Linked DNA regions of Homo sapiens: regions 2 and 3 are each linked to region 1. The links are chromatin contacts, found by Hi-C or POLR2A ChIA-PET in ENCODE. All regions are on one chromosome and are shown on one strand. Each heading gives the region's core, a stretch centred on a gene start or an enhancer-like site at or near the end of the contact. The rest is flanking DNA. Distances are from core to core; before and after follow the strand shown. Region 1 holds the start of HAPSTR1 (HUWE1 associated protein modifying stress responses). Region 2 holds the start of UBALD1 (UBA like domain containing 1). Region 3 holds the start of EEF2KMT (eukaryotic elongation factor 2 lysine methyltransferase).

What was found. Hi-C counts contacts between places; a loop is a spot of excess contacts on that map. ChIA-PET counts read pairs that join two places held with the same protein, here RNA polymerase II (POLR2A). Pooled maps may share reads with other maps.
Region 2: a loop to region 1 is called in a pooled map, with 13 times the contacts of the local background. The contact joins the promoter of UBALD1 here to the promoter of HAPSTR1 in region 1. A Hi-C loop is called at or near these places in 2 of 37 single-sample maps with no recorded cell type and 5 of 50 pooled maps.
Region 3: a map of naive thymus-derived CD4-positive, alpha-beta T cell shows a loop between it and region 1 (15-fold over the local background). The contact joins the promoter of EEF2KMT here to the promoter of HAPSTR1 in region 1. A Hi-C loop is called at or near these places in 1 of 168 maps with a recorded cell type or tissue (naive thymus-derived CD4-positive, alpha-beta T cell), 3 of 37 single-sample maps with no recorded cell type and 11 of 50 pooled maps. POLR2A ChIA-PET finds 5 or more read pairs at or near these places in 3 of 52 experiments (HepG2, endothelial cell of umbilical vein and naive thymus-derived CD8-positive, alpha-beta T cell).

The regions. Positions count from the first base shown.
Region 1 is chr16:9,089,584-9,094,585 of GRCh38, forward strand. HAPSTR1 (HUWE1 associated protein modifying stress responses) reads left to right here and starts at 2,061. Exons shown (of 4, transcript NM_014117.3): 1 at 2,061-2,687; 2 at 3,338-3,418. The coding sequence starts at 2,462. RefSeq lists enhancers at 226-1,091, 3,361-3,530 and silencers at 1,002-1,132, 1,921-1,990, 2,161-2,500, 2,711-3,210.
Region 2 is chr16:4,612,655-4,617,656 of GRCh38, forward strand. UBALD1 (UBA like domain containing 1) reads right to left here and starts at 2,234. Exons shown (of 3, transcript NM_145253.3): 1 at 2,024-2,234. The coding sequence starts at 2,143. RefSeq lists silencers at 1,415-1,584, 1,665-1,774, 1,815-1,914, 2,255-2,494, 3,738-3,967 and enhancers at 2,446-3,018, 3,019-3,590, 3,428-3,687.
Region 3 is chr16:5,095,856-5,100,857 of GRCh38, forward strand. EEF2KMT (eukaryotic elongation factor 2 lysine methyltransferase) reads right to left here and starts at 1,940. Exons shown (of 8, transcript NM_201400.4): 1 at 1,789-1,940. The coding sequence starts at 1,884. RefSeq lists enhancers at 1-70, 1,559-2,184 and silencers at 1,621-1,780, 1,951-2,080, 2,391-2,930.

The DNA of each region.
Region 1 (5,002 bases), core at 811-3,310:
GAATCCATACAATGAAATTATTTGCAATATTTTAAAAGAATAAATAAGTCTTTAGGTCCCAATGTGGAGACATCCAAATTATGTTAAGGAAAAAAGGCTTGTAGGATAGTACACATAAAATCATCTTTTTTTTTCCTTAAGAAGGGACATACTTGTATATAGGTACACACACACATACACACTCGACGTACACATAACTCCGTTTTCAAAGGTCACAAGTTATTTCCTGGGAATAGGATTGGGAGGATGTAGAATGAGGTAGGTAGAATGATTTTTGTTTGCTTTTCACTTTATATTCTTCCCTACAATTGGAAACCTGTTTTTTAGCCACCGCGCCAGGCCTAATTTAGCATTTTAGATAGTGATTGATGTTATGAAATAATATAACCAGGCAATACGAGACAGTGTGAAGGGTGCTACTTTAGGCTTGTCCTAGTAGGCTTCCTAAACAGGAGCTATCTGAGGAAAGAGGAGGAGGAAGAGCTTCCAGAGATAGCAGACTGGGGCAGGAAAGAGCCTAGTGTCCCAGGGAAATAAGGCAGGCCAGTGTGTGAGCGTCCAGGCGAGGTGGGGAAGAGGGGGAGTGCGCAAGGTACAAGCCAAGTAGGGGATTGTGTGAGAGGCGCCAGGGCCAGATCCTGCAGGGGTTTGCAGGCCGCGGTGAGGGGGTCAGATTTTCTTCCAAAGCCGCCTTGCTCTGTGCAAGCGCACTATCGCAGGCTGCGGGCGACGCTGCCTCTGGCCGGCGCCCTCCGCCGCTCCAGGCCGGATGGTGCCTCCCGTGGGCATGTAGGTGGGGATGGTGGGTTTTGCCTCTGTGCGGTCACCGCCTGTCTGCGTTGCTGCCTTCTCCGGGGCCTCAGACCCTGGAGAAAGCCCCGACAGGGGAGGGGGGCGCGCAGCCGCAGGGGCGTCCAGCTATCGCGCACTGCGGGGGGAGTAGGGGCGGGCGCAGCGCTCGGCACCGCCACGCGGGTTCGGGCCGGGGAAGGCAGGGGCCGGTACGTGACGCGGGGCATGCACGTGGCCTGGGAGTGTGCTTTTCGGGACAGGTGCGGGGGCCGCCGCGCGCGCAAAGGCGCAGACGCACGCGTGCGGGCACCGGGCACCGTCGGCCGTCGGGTTATCCTTGGCTCCGCGGGCGGCCGCCGAGGTCCTGTCCACCCGGAAGGCGCGACGTCCTCGGGGGACGCCAGGGCGCAGGGGCAACTGAGCCGACTTCGCAACTCGGAAGTTTTTCTTTGGCTGTGATGGTCGATTTGCCCGTCTAAGAAATGGGACTCTGGGCCGGGCGCGGTGGCTCAAGCCTGTAATCCCAGCGCCCTGGGAGGCTGGAAGATCGCCTGAGGCCAGCAGTCTAGACCTCGACAACGTAGCAAGACCCCGTCTCAAAAAAAAAAAAAAAAAAGGGGGAGTACTCAAAAGAATAGGAAAGCGCTTTGCAAACTTGGACACGAGTTGGGCGTTTTATTCACTTTCTCTACTACCCTCCTCCCTTTGGGAGCCCCAGGGGCTGGAGTAAGCACGCTACCACCCACTATACCTCTCAGTGCCCGCGGCACAGGAGCCGCACTCGACTTTGCATCCCCCCAGGGCCTGTACACGCCGGAAAAGCTCCCGCGGGGTGCGGTCGCTGGGCCTCGTCACGTGATCCCCACTCAACGCCCCTGAGCGGGGGGGGGAGCAGCGAGCAAGTGCGCATGCGCATCCCTTCTAGCTCTTCCCCTCCACCCCCCACCCGCCCCCTTGGCTCGGACGCAACCACTGTCAGCTCCTCCCCCTCCTCCTCCTTCATCCTTCCTGACATTCACTCCCTTCCCCCAGCCAATTGGTTACGTCAGGCAGACAGGCCGAAGAACCAATCACGACGCTGTGCTCAGAAGCCGCCACGCGGAACCGGCCGGATCCGACTAATAGGGGCCCTTGGAGCGGCCACGCCTCAACCGGGCAGGGTAGCTTGGGCCCAGTGGGCGGTGCTTCTCCTGTCAGCATGTGGGCGGGGTAGGGCGGGGACCAGCAGCCGCAGAGCCGTCCTCGGCGGTGGCGACGACGACGACGTTGCTCAGTCTTGGGGTGGGCTCCGCGGTGCAGGCCGAGCTGCGCGGAGGGCTCGGCGATCAGCGGCGGCGGCGGCAGTGGGGAGGCCGCAGCGCCATGGGGGGGCGTTAGACAGGCTGCGGCGGCCGAGGCGAGGGGCGGCAGCGGTTATCTGGTCCGCGGCGACCTTCGGCCGGGCCCGGGGGTGGGAAGGCCTGGGGCGGGGGTCGTCCCTGGTTGCACGGGGCCGCGGGGCGGGGCTCGCCGGCCGTCGGGGTGCAGGAGGCCTGGGCCGCTGAAAGGAGAAGGCGCCGTCGGTCGCCAGGCCCTGCCGCCGGGCCGCTTGACGACGACGCTCCCGCGGGGGCCCCGCCTGAGGAGGACGCGGCGGCGGTGGCGGCGAGGCCGCGGGAGGCCGCGGAGGATGGAGGAGCGGAAGGAGGAGGGCGAGGCCGAGATCCAGGAGCACGGGCCCGAGCACTGGTTCTCCAAGTGGGAGCGGCAGTGCCTGGCCGAGGCCGAACAGGACGAGCAGCTGCCCCCCGAGCTGCAGGAGGAGGCGGCGGCCGCCGCGCAGCCCGAGCACAAGCAGCAGAAGCTGTGGCACCTCTTCCAGAACTCGGCCACCGCCGTGGCCCAGCTCTACAAAGGTGAGGCCGCCGCCGCCATCTTGGTACCGCTTGGCCGCCCCCGCCCGGGCCCGGCCCCGGCCCTATCGGCTCAGCGGCCGCTTCGGGGGGCCGCGACGGCGGCGGCCTCGGGGATCCCGGCCGGTGGCTCCGCGGCCCTGCCGCCCCCTCCCCGCAAGATGGCGCCGCGGGAGGGAGGCCCGGGGTTGGGGGGACAGGCCAGAGCCGGCGTGGGGGTAGCCCCGCTTTGGGGTGGTCCGAGGGTCCCCGCTCTCCGGGCCCGGCCACCCGGTGTCCCCCTCGGCCCGGAGACGGGAGAGGAGGAGCCCCCGTCACAAAATGGCGAAGGGAGACGGCGGGGCGGCCCCATTGTGCCCTGAGCCGGCCTCGGGGCGGGGACTGCCAGGGGGGGCGCTTCCCTGCGCCGCGGCTCGTCCCTGATCTGTGCCCCTGAGCTCTGCGGCATCCCCTTTTCCCCGCCGCGACCTCCCTGCCCCCCCGGTCCTCACACTGGGTTTGGGATCCCGAAACCCCTGAACAAAATGGCGAAACCTAATATGGCCGTTCCGGAGTGATTGACGCGCAAATAACATTCTTGTTCTCTTTCTTTCTCTTTCTATGTGTGTTTCTTTTTTCTTTTTGGTTTTTTTTTTTTTTGGCTTGCTTTTCAGACCGAGTGTGTCAGCAGCCAGGACTTTCTCTCTGGGTCCCCTTCCAAAACGCAGCCACCGCCGTCACCAATCTCTACAAAGGTAAAGATAACCTTGCTGCATTGCCGATTCAGGGAAGGGCCGCCTGCGTCAGGGTGTCTGCCCTGCGTTCCAAGTGTGTTTTCTGCTCCCCAGCCCAGCTGCTAACCTTGAATACCTTGCAACTTGAGAATCGCGGCGGTGCTCTAGCTAGATCCACCGGAGGCGATTTTGACACCTCCCTCCGCCCCCCGGGACAGATGGCAACGCCTGGGGACGTTTTTGGTTGGCTTCTCCTAGAAGGGGCTGTTGTTGGGCACCCAGTGTATAGAGGCTGCTGAAGGTCCTGCAGTGCCCAAGATAACCGCCCCGGCCCCCTCTCAGCGAAGAATTATCATGCCCCTAAAGTCAGTAGTGCTCAGGTTGAGAAGCGTTGAGCTGGAAGACGGCTGAGCCTTGCCTCCCTCTGGAAAAGACATTGAGGGAAGATAAGAGTTGATGTTTTTTGTACTACAGTCGGAAGTGGGACGAACTTTATGGAAAAGATTCTTGAGTTAGGCATTTGAAAGCGTGGCAGTCTATATAGTTTTGAAGTGCTTGAAAGCTTGCTAATCGGAGTCATCTGCGCGCATGTTAACGTGCTGCTCTTCTCTAGCAATTTGATCAAGTGTTTTCTGTTAAAAGGATCCTATATTTGATTATAAGTTGCTGGCAGGAATTCTGTTGAGAGTTTTGAGTCCATAGGTTTGTTTTATGGTGGTTCCTTTCTGGAGTTAATCCCCCTCCCTTTGTGATGACATGAAGATGTGTAAGTAAACGTTCTTGCCCATTTGTGCATTCTTGGTAACGGTGGGTTTAGATTTTGTGCCTTACTGGTTTTGAAGATTGAGAAATTTGGGGTTGATTTTTTTTTTTGGCAAGATTTTTATGGAAAAAGGATTTGACTTTGTTAATCTTAAGAAATATGTAATTAAATGTTTTCAGACTTTTAAAAGTTGCTCAGAACAGTAATGGAACTTTGTGCATTTCAAAAATACCAATATTGGTATTTTTGCCATATATATTTAGGCCATATATAGGTTGAAACGGGCTATGAAGGTGCTGCTTGACTGTCAAGTTGTTAATTTTTGCATAAGAATGTGCAAATGGCCGCAGCATCTTGTAGGAAAAAATATCTCCTTGTGAGATTTCTTGAGTAGACTACAGTTTTTTGGGACAGTAATTTGAGAACTGGTAACAAAGTGGTGAAAAGAAACGCTAACTTTAGGGAATGAGGAACTGTAATAATAATAGTCCAGTCTTACTGAAAAAAGGGAAACATGGTTAAATAGTGCCTCAGTGGTTAGCTTTGATTTTATATAGCTGTTTGTTAAATTGTGACTGAGTAAATTGCTTCAACATCTATCAGTGCTGACGGTCTTGAACGTTTTGGAATGGCTCTTGGTTTTGTCCAAAAACAGAATTTTGAAATAATACTTAATTAAAAAAAAGGTTTCTGGGAGTGTAATTTACATACAGTAAAATCACTGTTTTAGGATATATACTTTGATTTTTTTTTTTTAAGAAGTAGAATATATCTATCACCCCCACCTCCCAGTCCCTGGCAGTCACTGATTTGATTGCTGTTTTTTCTCCTCCATCATGTCC
Region 2 (5,002 bases), core at 984-3,483, 4.5 Mb before region 1:
TCCTGCCCCCATTAGCACCTGAATTGCAGCAAATGTGACCCAGAAACACCGCCTGGTGGATGCAGCCAGCGGGTGGAGCGTGGAGAGGGATGGGGTGGCCATGTGAACCCCTCACTCAGCCCCATTCCAAGGCCTGAAGTCCCGTCACCTTCCTCCAGCCTCCCTGGCGGCCCCCACTTTACAGATGGCACAACTGAGACTTGGGAGTGGAGGGCACAGGGCTCCTCCCATGGGGACCCTGGGAGCCACCAGAGGCCCCAGATGCTCCTGCCCCTCTGGGAACAGTCTTTCCCCAGACATTGCACTCCTCAAAGCTGCATTTTCAATTAACTGTGCCGCTGAGGGATGTGGCCTGGGTGCCAGCTGGGTGCCAGGTTTTGAGGGCTGGGCTGAGTCCTGCAGGCAGGGCCCGCTTCCCACCGGACACCTACCTGCCCAGCCCCAGGCAGCGAGGGAACCCTGCGTGCAGATGTGTAACTGCCATGAATGCGGTTTTGCAAGTTTTGCCACATCCAGCCCCTGACACAAACAGGGCTGATGAGGGCTGTGGAGACCAGGAGGGAAGCAGGGAGCTTCCTCCGGGTGGGGCTGCCTTGGGGCACAGGGGGCAGTAAGCTGGCCAACAGAAGCTGACTCATGCCCCCCAACCCCACCATACAGATGTGGAAACTAAGGCCAGAGGGACAGAGCAGCCTCCCACGTCCTGGGGTGAACACCACACAGGATCAGTGGCCTCCGCGACGGCTGGTAGGAGGGAAGTAGGCAAGGAGAGAGGGATGTACTCATCTGGATGGGATGGCCACTGCCTTCCCAGACTGTCCCAAGCTTGGGACATTCTGATCCCCCTGCAGTCCCCAGGAAGCGGAGCCTCAGAGTCCTCTGGCTTCTAGTCCCTCCTGCAGGCCCTGGGATGGCTCCTCATGGAGAAACCAGGTTCCCAGTCCCCGGCTGGGCACAGATGGTACCGGGATGGCTGAGGCCATGACCCTACCCCTGTGAGGGGCACAGCTCAAAGGGCTCTGGCCTCATCCCCTGATACCAACCACCATGGGGTTAATCCTGGGGTCGGTGAATTAGGGAAAGCCAGGTAGCCTCTGGGCAGCACAAGCCAGGAGCACTACTGTCCTATGGGTTAGGAGAGGCCCGGGGGAGTGGGTGCCAGACCGGGGCAGCATCACCTCCTACCCAGCTAGCCCGAAAGCTGGTGAACCGTGTGCACCCTCCCCATTGCACCGGTAAAGGGACAGATGCCCCTGCCAGCCCCAGGAGAGCACCTAGTCGCGCACACGGAGTCCCCAGGCACACCTCTGAAGGGGATACACGCTCATCCCTGTGGTGTAGTGTGGGGCTCCGACACGCCACCCCTACACTCCAGGCCGTGTACACACATCACACCGTGCCGGGCACGGGCGGCATCTGCACACCCGCCACATGTGTACGCGTTGATCACACACCAAACGCACCAGGGGGCTGCGCGTTCACACGCGCGCCAACGTGCCCGCAGGTCCGCCACCTCCCCGGTGCCCGGCCGACGCCGTGGCGCGGTGCGTGCGTAAACACAAATGCACATGGACGTGTGCGCACGCCGCCGACCGCCCACCAGGCACGCGGACCCTCGGACCACTCGCCCGGAGCGGCTCCGCCCTCCGGCCCAGCTCTGCCGAGGCCTGGGGCGTCCTCCTTCCGGCCGCCCGCCCGACTGTCCGTCTGCACCGCGGGGCCGCCCGGCCCTCGGCCGTTACCCGGACAAAAGGGGTGGGGGGGGTCCCCGTCTCGATCCCGGGGGACTCGCGGCCCCGCGGGGGCGGCGTATCCCCGACCGGTGGCCCGGTTCCCACCTCCGCCCGCCGCGAGCCCTTGGGATCCGGACGCCGGGCACCGCCGTCGGGAAAGCGGGTCGGGTCTGCGGCCCGGAGGGGGCGCACAGCCGGCACGCGTCCACGCCGTCCGCCCCCGCCCGGCGGCCACGCGGGACACACTCCGCCCGTGGCCCCGGCCCTCGCCCGGCTCCGGCGCCGCGCACCTCGAACTGCCAGTGGGCCGCCTGCAGCAGTTGCTTCGCCTGGTCGGCCGCGCAGCCCGCCGTCAGCACGAACTGGTTGATCATGACCTGGTGCTTGAGCTCGTCCATGTTCACGGACATGGCGCCGCCGCGCTGCCCGCTCCGGCCTCCCTCCTCCGCCCGCGCCTCCGCCTCACGCGTCCACCATTAGCGAGCCGGCTCCGGCTAATACAAATATTTACTGTGCGGCTCTGACTCACCGCGCCTCGCCTCGCTCCGCCGGCGCCGCGGCATGCTGGGATATGTAGTCCCCACGGTGCGCCGGGCGCCCCGGGGGAGCGGGGCCGGCACCCTAGGGGACGCGAAGCCCGGGAAGGGGCGTGTCTGAGCACCGAGCGCCCGCTGTGCGGATGTCCGGGCCGTAACCCGAGCCGGGCGCGTCCACGTCGTCCTCGTTGCTCTCGGTGGCACCCGTGCCCCTGCTCTGGCACGGATGGGGGTCCGCTGGCGGGGGCCACGTCTGTGCATGGGCGCAAATGCCTGACCACAGGATCTTGGCCAAGGCCTGGGGACCGTGTCTGAACTGTGAGCGCCTACTGTGTGTGGATGCCCGGGCCGTGACCAGGGTTGGGGGAGTCCACGTCGCCCTCGTTGCTCTGGGTGGCACCCGGCCCCTGCTCTGGCACGGATGGAGGTCCGCAGGCGGGGGCCTCAGGTTCGTGCATAGGCGTTTTTGCCAAGGCCCAGGAACGGTGTCTGAAAACTGAGTGCCTAATGTGTGCAGGCGCCTGAGCTGGGACCAGAGCCAGTCACGTCCACGTCGCCCTCGTTGCTCTCGGTGGCACCCACGCCCCTGCTCTGGCGGGAATTAGGAGCCCAGAGGCCGGGGCCACAGATCTGTGCATGGGCGCAAACGCCAGGCCACAGACGTCTTTGCCATGCCCCGGGGACTGTGACTGAACGCTAAGTGCCTACTGTGCGCAGCTGTCCAGACCGTGACCAGAGCCAGGCACGTCCATGTCGCCCTCATTGCTCTCGGTGGCACCCGTGCCCCTGCTCTGGCACGAATTGGGGTCCCAAGGTGGGGCATACAGATCTGTGCATGGGCGCAAACGCCGGGCCACAGGCGTCTTTGCTAAGACCTAGGGACCCTGAACCCCTCTGTGATTGGCATCGCTCTGTGTTAAATAGTAGGCACGCCCTTAAGAGAGGGGTCTCTAGGAATTTTGGCCCAAATCGGCTGGTCTAGGCTGAAAGGCCCGGCACACTGTAGGCGCCGACAAATACTCGTTCAGTGAATGAATGAATGAGCCACTTAAAAGCTCCGCCGCACGTCACCGCCTATAGCTAGCCTCCTAGCTCTCCTCACTCAATCTCTCATCGCCCACTCGTGGCATGGGTCCTTCCTAGCCTGGCTCTGGGCCTGCCCCACTGTAGCCCCATGACCCTCTGGACGGCGCCTGGGACAGGCTGGCGGGGCCAGCAGCCTCTGGTGCTTCGGGGTCCCCCTCCCAGCAGTTCTCCCGCTTTCCCACGCAAAATCTCGTGCTCTTTGCCGGAAATCTCGGCCCTTAGCGGGCGGGCGCCAAGGCCCGGCAGAGCCAGTTCCGGAGCGGCCCCAAACTCCCTTTCCCAGAATGCCTCGGTTTATTTGCATCGTTTGGTCCCGGTGACGTCAGCTGAGTGAGGTCGTGCCTCGACCAATGGACAGCCTCGGGGTGTTAGGACCTGGCCATATAAGGTAAACAAAGCTGGTCGCCCAATGAAGAGGCGGCGGGGGCGGGCGCTGGGCCGGGGAGGCCGGGGGCGGAGCCGGGGGCGGGGCGACCGGGCGGTGTTTACAGACCGGCACATGGCGCTTCCGGTTGACGTTGCTGACAGCTAGTGAGGCTTTAGCCCGCTTCGAGCGCCCGGGGGCGGTAAGGCGCGATCATAGCAGCTCTAGGTGACCTTGGTCCGGCTCCTTGCGCCCCCTGGCCCCAGCCTCCTTCGTTGAGACACTATTTGTTGAGTCTTTCCTCTTTTCCTGGCCCTGACCTAGCGTGGGGCGACAGAAGAGCAATAGCCGGGTGGGGGCTGTGAGAACGGCTGGGGTTGGGAGCGAATTTCGGAAACCCGGAGGACGAGTATAGCCTTGCAAGATGGAAAATGCCCTCCCGGGCTGGCGCGGTGGCCTGTAATCCCACCTACTCGGGGTCCGAGGAGGGAGGATTGCCTAGGCCCAGGACTTTGAGAACACGCCTCTACAGAGATTTACATTTTAAGAAAATTAGCTGAGTTCGGGTCGGGCGCAGTGGCTCACGCCTGTAATCCCAGCACTTTGGGAGGCCGAGGCTGGCGGATCACCTGAGGTCAGGAATTCGAGACCAGCCTGACCAAAACGGCGAAACCCGTTCTCTACTAAAAATACAAACACTAGCCGGGCGTGGTGGCAGTCGCCTGTAATCCCAGCTACTCCAGAAGCTGAGGCAGGAGAATCGCTTGAACCCAGGAGGCGGAGGTTGCAGTGAGCCGCGATCGCGCCACTGCCCTGCAGCCTGGGCCACAGAGCAAGACTCTGTCTCAAAAAAAAAAACCAAAAAACAAAGCAACAACAAAAAAACAGAGAATTAGCTGGGTTCCATGGCTCACACCTGTAAGTAATCTCAACACTTTAGGAGGCCGAGATGGGCGCGGATCACTAGAGTCCAGGAGTTTGCGACCAGTCTGGGCAACATAGTGAGACCCTCGTCTCTACAAAAAATAAAAAATAAAAAAAATTGGCCGGGCGCCGTGGCTCACGCTTGTAATCCTAGCGCTTTGGGAGGCCGAGGCGGGCAGATCCCTTGAGGTTAGGAGTTCCAGACCAGCCTGGTCAAACCGTCTCTACTAAAAATACAAAAATTAGCCGGACATGGTGGCACACGCCTGTAGTGCCAGCTACTGGGGAAGCTGAGGCAGGAGAATTGCTTGAACTCAGGAGGCGGAGGCTGCAGTGAGCTGAGATCGCGCCATTGCATT
Region 3 (5,002 bases), core at 690-3,189, 4.0 Mb before region 1:
GTGCCCATACCAGCCTGAGTTACATTATCCTCTTACAGGGGCCTCAAGCCCAGCAGCGAGCCTTGGCTCCCGAGTTAGGCAGACTGTCTCGGCTGGTATGTGACACAGGGCAAGGCACTTCATTGCTTCAGAGCTCCCTCCATGCCATAAAAGGCCCTACAAGACCTGGTCCTAATCCCTCTCTCTGGCCTGTTCTCCCTCACCCCTGGCCCACCCTGCTCACTCCACTCCAGCCACACTGGCTGCCTTGGTGTTGTTCCTCAACCACAGCTGGCTTGTTTCCACCACAGGGCCTTTGCATATCCTGTTCCCCAAGCCCTTCCCATGGCTGGCTGCTTCACCACTCAGGCCCCAGTTCAAATGCCACCTCTTTGGGGAAGGCTTCCCTGATTCCCTGACTTTGGTGACTCTTCTTCCCAGTTCCCGCATTCACTATTTCCCTGTTTTATTGGCTTTAAAGCCACTGTCATCTGGTCTTTTCTTGTTTATTTATTTGTTTATTCTCTGGCTCTCCCATGCAAGCAGAGCCTCATCTGTCATGGGTACTGCTGATCCATGGTGCCTGGCTCACAGAAGGCATTTATTAAACATTTTGAGACTGAATAAAAACACTAGCTAACACCAACATGTATTTACCATGAGCCAGGCACTGATCCACAGGCTTTTGTACTCAACCCTGACAACAACCCTAAGAGGTAGGTATCATTATATCCCCCATTTTATTAATAAGAAAACAGCACAGAGAGATGCAGTCACTTGCCCAAGGTCACACAGGGCCAGGGGCTGGGCCAGGATTCGAAGCAGACAGGCTGTCTCCTGGGTCTGAACTCTCAACTACTGCACCCTAATCAAACAATCCCTCTGGTCAAATGTGAGTGGTAATAATAGTACCCACCTCGTGGGTGTTGAGGGTGAGCCCAAGTTAGCATTCAGCGTGGGCATGTGAACAATTACAGTCAATACTGAATGGAGACCTATGATGCTTTTATGAAGGTTTCTATTTTGGGTTAAAAATGCACGAATTTCTCTTGACCAGAAATGATCTCTGAGTGCAAATATTTTATGTCAATGGAATAACGCAAATGATTAAGCAACACCCCATAAAATGGGGCAGACCCAGGGAGGAATATATATCCAAACTCACTCATCCCAGTGAGCTCACCGCACATGAATTACAAATGAGGCCGGGTGCATTAAGCCCCTCTGCTGGCAGAAGGGAGGCTGCTGCCTGCCATGGGCCTGTGCTGAGAATGGCAGGTCCCCAGGGCGAGGAGAGGCCACCCCCTTCTCTGTCTCTTCCATCACAGGCGTGACAGCCTCAGAGCATGAGCCGATTCTGTGCAGTGCTCAACATACAGATGAGAATACTGAGGCACGAGGGACAGCCTGTGACCCGGTCACCGCGCTCAGGAGGACGTGGTTACCTGCGGTCCTGACGGCGCTGACTTTTTAGAATGGGCGAGGGCAGCTGTGTCCCAGTGACCAGAACGATTACTGCCTTTAAAAAGTCGTGAAAATGATCGTGAACTGTACCCCACACCGAGCGCGCGTCTGCCCCCCAAGGCTGTGGAGACGCCCCCAGCTTCCCCCGCCAGCTCGCGGGGCAGGAGGGGTGCGAGCGACTCTGGCCAGGCCCCAGGGACGGGGACCGGGTCGCGCGGCCCTGACCGGCGGGAGCCCAGGAACTCACGTGGCGGGAGCGCCAGGGGCTTCAGCACGGAGACCCGTCCCGTCTGCCCCTGGACTCCCGCGAGCCCCGCGGGCCTCTCCGCTCGCCCCGCCGCCCACCTGCCAGGGGAAGGAGCGCAGTGTGCGTGCCGCCAGGAAGCGGCGCTCGAAACTCTGCAGCAAGAGTTCGGTCCCCGCGTTCTCCTCGGGCGCCATGACGTGGGCGGGGCCGCAGCGTTGCCGGCAGACCGGGCGGAAGCCCGGCCTGGACTGAAGAGGGGGCGGGCCCAGGGCAGTGAGCGGGGGCAGAGAGGGGGCGGGGCCCGGGGGTCCCCCGGGGGTCAGGAGGAACGTCGTGGGGGCGGACTCTAGGGCGGGGCCAGGATGATTGTTATGAGGGCGGGGCCTGGGGTGGGGCCAGGATAAGCGTCGTTGGGGCAGGTCCTGGGTAGGGGGCAGGTCCTGGGTAGAGTCCAGGTTGGCGGGTCCTGGGGCGGGGCCAGGATAGGGCGATCCTGGAAGCTGGGCTTCAGAAGCGTCCAGGTTGGTGGCGTCCTGGAGGCGGGGCCTTGCGTGGGGGCAGGATAAGAGTCCTGGAGGCGGGCATTAGGGCAGGGATAAACGCCATTGGGTTCAGGAGGCGAGACTCGGAGCAGAGCCCAGGAGACAGGTCTTAGGGCGGCGCTAAGGCCAGACCCAGAGAAGAGCTCAGGAGGCGGGGCCGGGGCGGGGCGTTGACTATGTCGTAGCACATGGCCAGGCGGTGCTCGGACTCTGGGAGGCGGAGCTTAGGACGGGCCGACGTGGGGAGGGGCCCAGGGTCCGGGAGGCGGGGCCGAGTCCGGGCTGCGGGCTGCGCTCAGGAGGCGGGCCCTGGGAGGCGGAGCTTAGGGAGGGGCCGGTGTCGGGAGGGACCCAGGGACTGGGAGGCCGGTCGGGGCTGGGCTCAGGGGCCGAGACCTAGCTGGGCTTGGGGCGGGGCCGAGACGGAGCGAGGGGTCCAGGGCGTGGGAAACGGGGAGGGGTTTGAGGAGGGGATCGGAATGTGGCTCAAGTTCGGGAGGCGTTACCTGTGGAGGGTTTGAGGCAGGCCCAGCAGCGAGGCCACGGTCTGCCGACGCGGGGCCAGGGGCGGGCCCCAGGATCCGGAGCTTAGGGCGGGGCCGAGTCCGGGTTTGGGGACCGGGAGGCGGGGCCGGTTAGGGCGAGGGTCCCTGGGATCGTCGGGTCAGGCCTTGGGCCAACGTAGGCACTCTCGCAGTTCCTCCGCCTTCAGGAAGGTCTTTTTGGCAGGGGCCCTACGGGTGCGCGCTTCGGTCCTGGAGGCCTTATCCAAGCCTCCTCTCCATCAGCGCCACCCGTCTGGGGTCCGAAAGGAGGGAGCTTTCCCTCTGTCCCCCAGCCTTTGGACTGTCACCAAACAAGCCATTCGTTCACCAAATACTTATTAAGCGCCTACCAGGTACCTGACAAGGGAGATGTAACGGTGAGAAAAACTAGGTGTGGTCCAGGCCCTCCAGGGGCTCAGGGGCTCGTGGAAGAAGTGGACATTGAAGTATTTATCACACAAATGAGTATAAAAGTACAATAGCGATATCTGCCACGAAGGCGAGCAGACAGAGCTAGCGGGGCTTGCAGGAGGAGTTTTGATCTTGCAGGGACAGGAAGGAGGAGTTAGCTCCTGCGGGGTGGGATTGGGGGTGGTGGTGATATAGACGTGGGGACAGAGTGGAAAACAACAAAAATATAATTAATTTAGTTCAAAGTTATTGTGTCTTGAGTTGAAAGGCAGGGCAGTTAGCAACACAGTTCAGATTTCAGTACTGCCCCTGAAATCTGAACTGTGTTCAAAGTCTAAAACGTTTACCTTAGCAAATCCCTCATAAAACTCCATTTGGAAGAGTCCCGAGAGCTAATTTGTAAAGTATACTTGCAGAAGGTAGATGAGGAGACAGATTAAATCTTATTACCTCTTTCAGATGAGAGGCTCTTGAGCCCTGCTCAGCTATGAGAATAAGAGGGGAATTAATTCTAATAGAATACACTTGTTCTCGCATAGCTGTTGTTCCCCACCAGAACCAAATGAGCTCAAGATCTGACAAAGAAAAAAAAAAAGGTTCATCTTTTATTCCCCCAAACACTTTCATTTAAATCAAGAGGGTGGGATGTGGTTATTGCTGTGTTTTTAGACAGAATCAACAGTTTCTGGGTCTGAGATATTGCATACACCCTCTCAGTCCCTGTATCCTGAGATAGAGTCACCTGATAATCCACAGCAAGTCCTAACCAGGGATGGGTCTGGGTGCTTAAGGAAGGTTGGCTTCAGAACTGGGCCAGGGGCACTGCTTTGCTTTTGCTGTTTTGATCAGCTCTCTGCCTGCAGGAGACAAGGAAAACCAATGGTAACAAGTTAGTTACACTCATAAATCCTGGGCTTATTTTATTAACTCACATAATAGCTATTAATTGCCTTTCCTCCAAGGAGCAAAAGGGCATATACGGTCAATGCTGTAATAAGTAACACTGTATTATGTTATACTAAAATATTAATAAATCTAGGTTGGTTCAGTCTTTCCTGATTCCATAGATTGCAAGCAGATTGAGGAAGGACCCTAGCAGACCACAGAGCTGAGCCATGAGCACAGAAGAAATCTTTTTTTCTTTTTTTTTTTTTTGAGACGGAGTTTCGTTCTCTTGTTGCCCAGGCTGGAGTGCAATGGCGCAATCTCGGCTCACTGCAACCTCTACCTCCCGGGTTCAACCGATTCTCCTGCTTCAGCCTCCCGAGTAGCTGGGATTACAGGCGTGAGCCACCATGCCGGGCCATTTTTGTATTTTTAGTGGAGACAGGGTTTTAACACGTTGGCCAGGCTGGTCTCAAATTCCTGACCGCAGGTGATCCGCCCGCCTCTGTCTCCCAAAGTGCTGGGATTACAGGCGTGAACCACCGCGCCTGGCCAGAAGAAATCTTTATCTTGGTGTGCGGGTTCAGATGAGGGACAAATGTCATCTCTCTTGGATCTGAATCTGGAAGGATCAAGGCACTGAAGGGATTTTTTTTGTTTCAGAGAGTCTAGAGTCTCCCTCTGTCGCCAGGCTGGAGTGCAGCGGCACGATCTCGGCTTCTGCAAATTCTGCCTCCCGGGCTCAAGCGATTCTCCTGCCTTAGCCTCCGGAGTAGCTGGGACTACAGGCACGCGTCCCCATGCCCGGCTAATTTTTGTATTTTTAGTAGAGACGGGGTTTCACCATGTTGGTCAGGATGGTCTCAATCTCTTGACCTCATGATCCATCTGCCTTGGCCTCCCAAAGGGCTGGGATTACAGGCGTGAGC